Regions from separate parts of the Homo sapiens genome. Here region 1 is linked to region 2. A link is a contact called in ENCODE Hi-C or POLR2A ChIA-PET data. All regions are on one chromosome and are shown on one strand. Each heading gives the region's core, a stretch centred on a gene start or an enhancer-like site at or near the end of the contact. The rest is flanking DNA. Distances are from core to core; before and after follow the strand shown.

Region 1 (4,302 bases), core at 73-2,572, 140 kb before region 2:
ACTTGGACCAGGGTTGGGGCAGTAGAGGCAGTGAAAGTGGTCAGGTTCTGGAAATGGTCTGAGTATTTGCTGGTGCATTGGAGAGTTTCACGTAATTCTTGTGCAGATTCAGCAAGAGAGTTTGCCGGCATGCTTTGCACAGCCCCTGGTACCCAGTAAGGCGATTATTAGCATTGGTGCTTGCTGGAATCAGATATTCCAGAATATTCTGTCACAGCTCATCGTTGCCCTCTTCTTTTCTGTGGGTAAACTGAGGCAGAAACTCAGGCTGGGTGGAACTCTGCAGCCTCAGCTGGAGACCTCGTCTGGCCAAGGACTGTGGGGACACAGGCCCTCTAGGCTGCCACCTCATGGTCCCAGCAGAGGGCACCAGAACTGCACAGAAAGTCTCACTACCCAAGTGTCTGAGCCAGGCCAGACTGTGCTAGCCAGACCTGCCCGGGGTTCATTCACTGACCTTTATTGAGCACCTACTGTATGCCCAGCCCCAAACCTGGCTCTGCTCATGGAAAGAACTTCAGTGGAAACAGGTCCTGGGATGAACAAGGGCCTGGCCTGGCCTGGTGATGCCACTATTTCCTTAAGAGGAGAGTGGACATTCCGGATTATTGTCGGGGGAGTCTCATTTCTGCTGCTGTAACAAAATACCACAGACTGGGTCATTTAGAAACCATAGAAACTGATTTCGTACTGTTCTAGAGGCTGGGAAGTCCCAGATCAAGGTGCCAGCAGGTTTGGTGTCGTGAGGGCCACTCTCTGCTTCCAAGATGGTCCCTCCTTGCTGTGTCCTCTGGAGGGGAAGACTGCTGTGTCCTCACGCTGCAGAAGGTGGAAGGGCGAGAGATGGCAAACCAGGCTTACAAGCCCTTTGAAAAGGGCCCTCATCCCATCCTGGAGAGCTCTGCCCTATCACATTGGCGATTATGTTTCAATATGTAAATTTTGGGAGATGCATTCAGACCACAGGAGGAAGGGAAAAGAAAGAGCCCCCAGGTTGAAAGCCAGTTTAGGTTTGAGTCCCAGCCTTTCCCCTTGCTGTGTGACCTGGAGTAAATTCCTCAGCCTCTGTGAGTCTCCCATTCCACCCCAGGATTGTTGTGAAAACACAGTAAGGCAAGCGGGTAAGAAAGCACCCAGCAAGGTGTCAAGTGCCCCACCAGGAGGGGTGGGGTGGCAATTTCCAGCATTGCTTGGAACCAGAATAGCAACGTCTTCTGAGGTTCCAGAATTTGGACTCTGAACCCATTGAGAAGAATGAAATCAACTTTGGCGTCAATCAGCCACTGATTGCCATGTGGCCTGGACGAGTCATCTCATTCAACTTCACTTTCAGCCGGACGCTGTGACTCAGGCCTGTAACCCCAGCACTTTGGGAAGCTGAGGTGGGTGGATCGCTTGAGCCCAGGAGTTAGAGACCAGCCTGGGCAACCTAGCGAAACCTCGTCTCTACAAAAAAATACAAAAAATTAGCTAGGCCTGGTGGCGTGTGCCTGTAGTCCCGGCTACTCAGGAGTCTGAGGTGGGAAGATCCACTGAGCCCAGGAGGTTGAGGCTGCACTCCAGCCTGGGCGACAGGAGTGAAACCCTGTCTCAAAAAGTTAAAAAAAAAAAAAAAAAGGAAAATATTTTAGAAAAAGAAAAACAAATTAATTTTTCTCATTTGTAAAATGGGGGTGATTCCAGGGCCTGCTCCAAAGGGAATGAAACAAAGTTCAGGAGCGGTGGCTCATACCTATAATCCCAGTACTTTGGGAGGCCAAGGTAGGAGGATTGCTTCAACCCAGGAGGTTGAGACCAGCTTGGGCCACATAGTGAGACCCCTGTCTCTACAAAAAAAAAAAAAAAAAAATTAGCCTGGCATGGTGGCACATGCCTGTATTCCCTACTCAGGAGGCTGAGACAGGAGGATCACCTGAGCCCAGGAGTTTGATGCTGCAGTGAGCTATGATTACACCACTGCACTCCAGCCCGGGGGACACAGCGAGACCCTGTCTCAAAAAACAAGAGAATGAAGCATCCTGCAGGAGCCCTGGCTCGATGCCTGGTAGCCACTATAAATAAAGAAGAACCAGCAGGCTGTGTGGATGCAAGGCCCAGTGCTCCCCTGTTCTCTGAGGAGGGGGGCATTAAGCACCCTGGGGCCCCACGATGGGCAGCAAGAGTTTGCCGAGGGAGGAAAGCCCACCGGTGGAGTGGGCAGAGGGGTTGGTGTGTGGACTTCTGGAGCCTCAGGAGGAAGGGTGCGGGTTCCCCTGGCTGCAGACGTCCCTGAGGCTGCCCTGCCTCCCCCAGGAGAGACCTTCCTGCCCTACTACACGGGCCGCGCCATTGATGGCATCGTCATCCAGAAAAGCATGGATCAGTTCAGCACGGCTGTCGTCATCGTGTGCCTGCTGGCCATTGGCAGGTAGCTGGCTCAACCCCCACGCCCTGCCCCGCACACCCCGACCTGCACCAGGGAGGGAAGGGAGGGCCTGTTCCTAAGGAAGACAGGGGCCAGGGAGGCCCTGGAAATGCCCCTGGTGGGCCTGTCCCTCAGCTGGTCACCCTGGGAACCGGCTTCCACACTGTCTTAGAGCACCCTAGAACCACACCCTCTGGTCCCTGAAAAGGGCTTCAGTCCTCAGGGTTCCCTGCTCACCCTCCCTGGCTGTTTTCCAAGTAGGAATCTGGTCCCAAACAGAACCGGCTTTGTCTGAGCTGTTCTGGAAGGAAGAGGGTCTGGCTGGCACATTTGGGTCTCTTGTCCCACAACTGTCCCCTTTGCCCTCACCTTGAGGGGGGCTCCCACTGGGAATGAGGGGGACCCCGCAGGGATGCCAGCCCTGGAGTGGGGCTGCGGTGGGGCTCCCAGGCCTGCCGGCAGCGGGAGGGGGCAGCCGGGTGTGGTCACTGGTCTGGAAGGACATCGTGCTATAATATCTCTTATCTGCAATTAGCTCATTTGCCGCAGGTATTCGGGGCGGCATTTTTACCCTCATATTTGCCAGACTGAACATTCGCCTTCGAAACTGTCTCTTCCGCTCACTGGTGTCCCAGGAGACAAGCTTCTTTGATGAGAACCGCACAGGTTGGTCCTTCCAGTGCCCTAGGTGTCCTGGGGGCTGGGCCCCACCCCTGTGGGCTTGCCTGGCACTGAGGAATGAAATGGGCGTGTGGGTGGTCTCAGCCCTCTGTCTTCTCCTCCTGCTGTTAGTTCAGGCTGGGAACACCCTGGGCTTGGCCTGTGTCCTGGGAGCTGGCTTGCTCACTGAGGTTTTGGTGTGGGCTGCGGCCTCTGTGGGGCCCAGGCCAGGCCACCCGAGGTCCCTGCAGGAGCCAAGGCCTTGCTTTCCATTGCCCCATGGAAACCACCAGGTCCAGGACTACCCACGCCTGTGGCCGACAGAGACCCTGCTCCCATGGGGGTCAGCAGGTGAGGGCCAGGGGCCACAACGGGGAAGACGATAGAATATCCACCAAGATCCAAGCTCTGAGAGACACCGGCCTGGGTCGAAGCCCTGGTTCCTCCACTCACGAACTTCACCTCTCTGATCCTCTGTTTTCTTGTCTGTAAAATGGGAACACGGATAGTAGCCACCCCATGGGGTCCTTACACAGCTCTTAGCACAATGTCCAACTTAGGTAAGAAGTGTCTGCGCTTTCCTGCCCGCCACCAGCCAGGTTGTTATTTCCCTAGAAGGGAAGAGGAGTTACCCCCTCTGCCAGTGACAGGGAGGAGACATGGGTTTGAAGTCTGGCTCAGTCACGGACAGGCTGTGTGACTCTACGGGGGCCTTCCTGTTCTGAGCCCCAGCCTCCTCCGCTGTACAGCGGGATGTCATGAAGCTTAAGCAAGATGCTGATGACTGGGATTGGCTCAGAGTAGCCCTCGAGGGGTATCTGCTCTTCTCCCCCACCCCCCAACCCCGCCCACAGGTAGGGAGGCCCGGCTTCCCAGTGTCTGTCTCAGAGGCCCCTTAGCATCCCCCACCGCCACCCCCAAGGCCCGGGTTGCTGTGGTGAGAGCTGAGCCGCGTGTGTTCCAGGGGACCTCATCTCCCGCCTGACCTCGGACACCACCATGGTCAGCGACCTGGTCTCCCAGAACATCAATGTCTTCCTGCGGAACACAGTCAAGGTCACGGGCGTGGTGGTCTTCATGTTCAGCCTCTCATGGCAGCTCTCCTTGGTCACCTTCATGGGCTTCCCCATCATCATGATGGTGTCCAACATCTACGGCAAGTACTACAAGGTAGGCCTGCCCTGTCTCTGCTGGGGACTGTGCACCCTGGCAGCCCCCAAACATCCCCTTAGGAGGGG
Region 2 (3,978 bases), core at 1,396-3,895:
TGCTTTAAGGTAATCTCTGCAACTACCTGTTTAGGCTCATGGCAGTGAGCATCTTGATTCTAAAATGATTAATGTTCTAGTTTTGGATCTATTCGCGGCACATAGAAACTGCTCCAGGGAACTCTGAATCTAACAAAATACCAATCTGAAGGACTAAGCAAGAATTGCCATCAGAGAGCATTTCGTGAAATAAGGCAAAGATGTTTGCTCCCCTGCTTCTATTCAACACTCATCTGGAGGTCCTAGCCAGAGCAGTAAGGGAAGAAAATGAAATAAGGCATAAATATTGGAAAAAGGAATAAAACTGTCTCTATTCATGAATGACATGATTGTGTAGAAAATCCTAAGGAATCTACAAAAAAACTACTAGAATAGGCTGGGTGTGGTGGCTCACGTCTGTAATCCCAGCATTTTGGGAGGCTGAGGCGGGCGGATCACAAGGTCAGGAGATGGAGACCATCCTGGCTAACACGGTGAAAGCCCGTCTCTACCAAAAAATGCAAAAAATTAGCCGGGTGTGGTGGCGGGCGCCTGTAGTCCCAGCTACTCGGGAGGCTGAGGCAGGAGAATGGCGTGAACCCGGGAGGCGGAGCTTGCAGTGAGCCGAGATCGCGCCACTGGCACCAAGGCCTGGGCGACAGAGCGAGACTCCGTCTCAAAAAAGAAAAAAAAAAACCTGTTAAGTTGGAAGTAATCAAAATTTTAAATTTCGCTTTTTAAAAGACACTGTTAAGAAAAGCCAGGCCAGGCACAGCGGCTCACGCCTATAATCCCAGCACTTTGGGAGGCTGAGGCAGGAGGATTGCTTGAACCCAAGAGTTTGAGACCAGCCTGGGCAACATTGTGGGACCCTGTTTCTACAAAAAATAAAAACATCAGCTGGGTGTGGTTTCGTGTACGTGTAATCCCAGCTACTCAGGAGGCTGAGGTGGGAAGATCACTTGAGCCTGGGAGTTGGAGGTTCAAGTTGGCCCTGCATTCCAGCCTGGGTGACAGAGCAAGACTGTCTCTAAAAAACAAATAAATAAGCTGAGCATGGTGGCTCATGCTGATAGTCCCAACACTTTGGGAGGCTGAGGCAGGAGGATTACTTGAGGCCGGGAGTTCAAGCAGCCTGGCAAACAGAGTGGGCATGGCAGTGCGTGCCTGTGGTCCCAGCTACTTGGGAGACTGAGGTGGGAGGATTGCTTGAGCCCAGGAATTTGAGGCTGCAGTGAGCTGTGATCACGCCTGCGAATAGCTACTGCACTCCAGCCTGGGCAACAGAGGAAGATGCTGTCTCAAAAATAAATAAATACACAAAATTAAAATTAGGCCGGGCAGGGTGGCTCATGCTTGTAATCCCAACACTTTGGGAGGCCAAGGCAGGTGGATCACTTGAGGTCAGGAGTTCGAGACCAGCCTGGTCAACATGGTGAAACCCCGTCTCTAATAAAAATGCAAAAATTAGTGAGGCATGGTGGCAGGTGCCTGTAATCTCAGCTACTTGGGAGGCTGAAACAGGAGAATTGCTTGAACCCAGGAGGCAGAGAATTGCAGTGAGCTGAGATCGTGCCATTGCACCCCAGCCTGGGCAACAAGAGCAAAACTCAGTCTCAAAAAAAAAAAAAAAAAAATTAAAAGTCCATATCTGTTAGAGAGACATCATGATCATGAAATATTTATGAGTGACATGATATGATGCTGAGCTAAAATGCTTCCAAAGAAAACGTGTATGGATGGGGTAAGATAAAATCGATGGTGGTCAAAGGTGAGTGACCGTGCCATTCTTTCCACTTCAGTGCATATTTGAAATTTTCTTTCTTTCTTTCTCTCTCTCTTTTTTTTTTTTTTTTTTTTTTGAGGTGGAGCTTTGCTCATTGCCAAGGCTGGAGTGCAATGGCACAATCTCGGCTTACCATAACCTCCACCTCCGGGGTTCAAGCAATTCTCCTGTCTCAGCCTCCCGAGTAGCTGGGATTACAGGCATGTGCCACTATGTCCGGCTAATTTTGTATTTTTAGTAGAGACGGGGTTTCTCCATGTTAGTCAGGCTGGTCTTGAACTCCTGACCTCAGGTAATCCACCCGCCTCGGCCTCCCAAAGTGCTGGGATTACAGGCATGAGCCACCACGCCCGGCCTTGAAACTTTCTATAATAAAATTTGGTTTTTTAAAACATTTCCAGCTGGCCGTGGTGGCTCACGCCTGTAATCCTAGCACTTTGGGAGGCCAAGGTGGGTGGATCACTGGAGATCAGGAGTTTGAGACCAGCCTGGCCAACATGGTGAAACCCTGTCTCTACTAAAAATATAAAAATTAGCCGGGCATGGTAGAGTAGGCCTTTAGTCCCAGTTACTTGGGAGGCTGAGGCAGGAGAATCACTTGAACCCGGGAGGTGGAGGTTGCAATGAGCTGAGATCGTGCCACTGCACCTCAGCCTGGGCGACAAGAGCAAAACTCTGTACCCGCCCCCTCCAAGAAAAAAGTCCCCAAGAATTTATCTTCATATGCCCCAGATCATTAGAAAGAGGAAGTTTGGGTCCAGTGACATCTAAGTGTAACTTTTTCCTCCTTAAAACAAGCATGTTCCCTTTCCTCCCTAGAGACACAGAAACTCTCCCTCTAACAGAAAGGCCGCCCTGCCGGTGATATTTGCACACTGGTGTTCAGTGGTGTGTTTGGATGTGACAAATATAGTCAAGAGAAAATGAAACGCATACATTTGTGGCACTGCCAGTGAGATTCTCATGGCTGATGGGCAGCAGTGTGCTCAGCTCCAGGTCCGTCACCATCTGACGAGATTCCGCCAGCAAACGCTGGAGCTTGCTCGTGGGCGAGAAATCATCCTGGGAGGGTAACACAATTGAAGCCTACAGGAAATTAAGAGGCACCTTTAAATGCTTAGGTTTACAAACACAAATGCTAACTACCTAGGAATATTGTTTTCTTTTTTCTTTCTCTTGCTCTGACGCCCAGGCTGAAGTGCAGTGGCACAATCACAGCTGATTGCCTCAAGCTCCTGGGCTCGAGTGATCCTCCTGCCTCAGCCTCCTGAAAAGCTGGGACCATAGGTGTGTGCAACCACACCGAGCAATTTTTTTTTTGGTAGAGGTGGGATCTCACTATGTTGCCCAGGCTGGTCTTGAACTCCTGGCCTCAAGTTACCCTCCTGCCTCGGCCTCCCAAAGTGCTGGGGTTATAGGCGTGAGCCACTACACCCGATCACCTGTGAATATTTCTTTGTCTTTAGGTGTTACAAAGCAAAGCTGGACATCAAATAGTAGAATAAGAATAACTAAATTCATTCCTTTTCTTTCTTTCTTTCTTTCTTTCTTTCTTTCTTTCTTTCTTTCTTTCTTTCTCTCTCTCTCTCTCTCTCTCTCCCTCCCTCTCTCTCTCTTTCTTTTTTTTTTTTTTTGAGACGGAGTCTCGCTCTGTCACCCAGGCTGGAGTGCAGTGGCATCATCTCGGCTCACTTCAAGCTCCACCCACCTCAGCCTCCCAAGTAGCTGGGACTACAGGCACCCACCACCATGCCTGGCTAATTTTTTTTTGTATTTTTTAGTAGAGACGGGGTTTCACCACGTTAGCCAGAATGGTCTCAATCTCCTGACCTCGTGATCTGCCTGCCTCAGCCTCCCAAAGTGCTGGGATTACAAGTGTGAGCCACCGCACCCGGCCTCTTTTTTTTTTTTTTGAGACGGAGTTTTGCTCTTGTTGCCTAGGCTGGAGTGCAATAGTGTAACCTCAGCTCACTGCAACCTCCACCTCCCGGGTTCAAGTGATTCTCCTGCCTCAGCCTCCCGAGTAGATGCGGCTACAGTTGCCCGCCACCACACCTGGCTAATTTTGTATTTTTAGTAGAGACAGGGTTTCACCATGTTGGCCAGGCTGGTCTTGAACTTCTGACCTCCAGTGATCCATCCGCCTCGAACTCCCACAGTGCTAGGATTACAGGCGTGAGCCACTGCACCCAGCCCCCTTTATTTCTTAGAAC

Evidence for each region. Hi-C counts contacts between places; a loop is a spot of excess contacts on that map. ChIA-PET counts read pairs that join two places held with the same protein, here RNA polymerase II (POLR2A). Pooled maps may share reads with other maps.
Region 1: a pooled map shows a loop between it and region 2 (2.3-fold over the local background). The contact joins two enhancer-like sites. A Hi-C loop is called at or near these places in 1 of 168 maps with a recorded cell type or tissue (transverse colon) and 2 of 50 pooled maps. POLR2A ChIA-PET finds 5 or more read pairs at or near these places in 9 of 52 experiments (A673, AG04450, Caco-2 and 5 more).

What each region holds. Positions count from the first base shown.
Region 1 is chr12:122,948,556-122,952,857 of GRCh38, reverse strand. ABCB9 (ATP binding cassette subfamily B member 9) reads left to right here. Exons shown (of 12, transcript NM_019625.4): 3 at 2,293-2,407; 4 at 2,940-3,070; 5 at 4,029-4,234. Among named protein-coding and RNA genes, the nearest start is that of ABCB9, 16 kb to the left of the region's middle. Within about 2 kb of position 1,322, at least 5 of the 41 ENCODE cell types and tissues checked have a DNase peak (open chromatin) inside an H3K27ac peak, as active enhancers do.
Region 2 is chr12:122,812,143-122,816,120 of GRCh38, reverse strand. CCDC62 (coiled-coil domain containing 62) reads right to left here. Exons shown (of 13, transcript NM_201435.5): 11 at 2,702-2,851. Among named protein-coding and RNA genes, the nearest start is that of HIP1R, 21 kb to the left of the region's middle. RefSeq lists an enhancer at 2,444-2,523 and a silencer at 3,709-3,884. Within about 2 kb of position 2,645, at least 2 of the 41 ENCODE cell types and tissues checked have a DNase peak (open chromatin) inside an H3K27ac peak, as active enhancers do.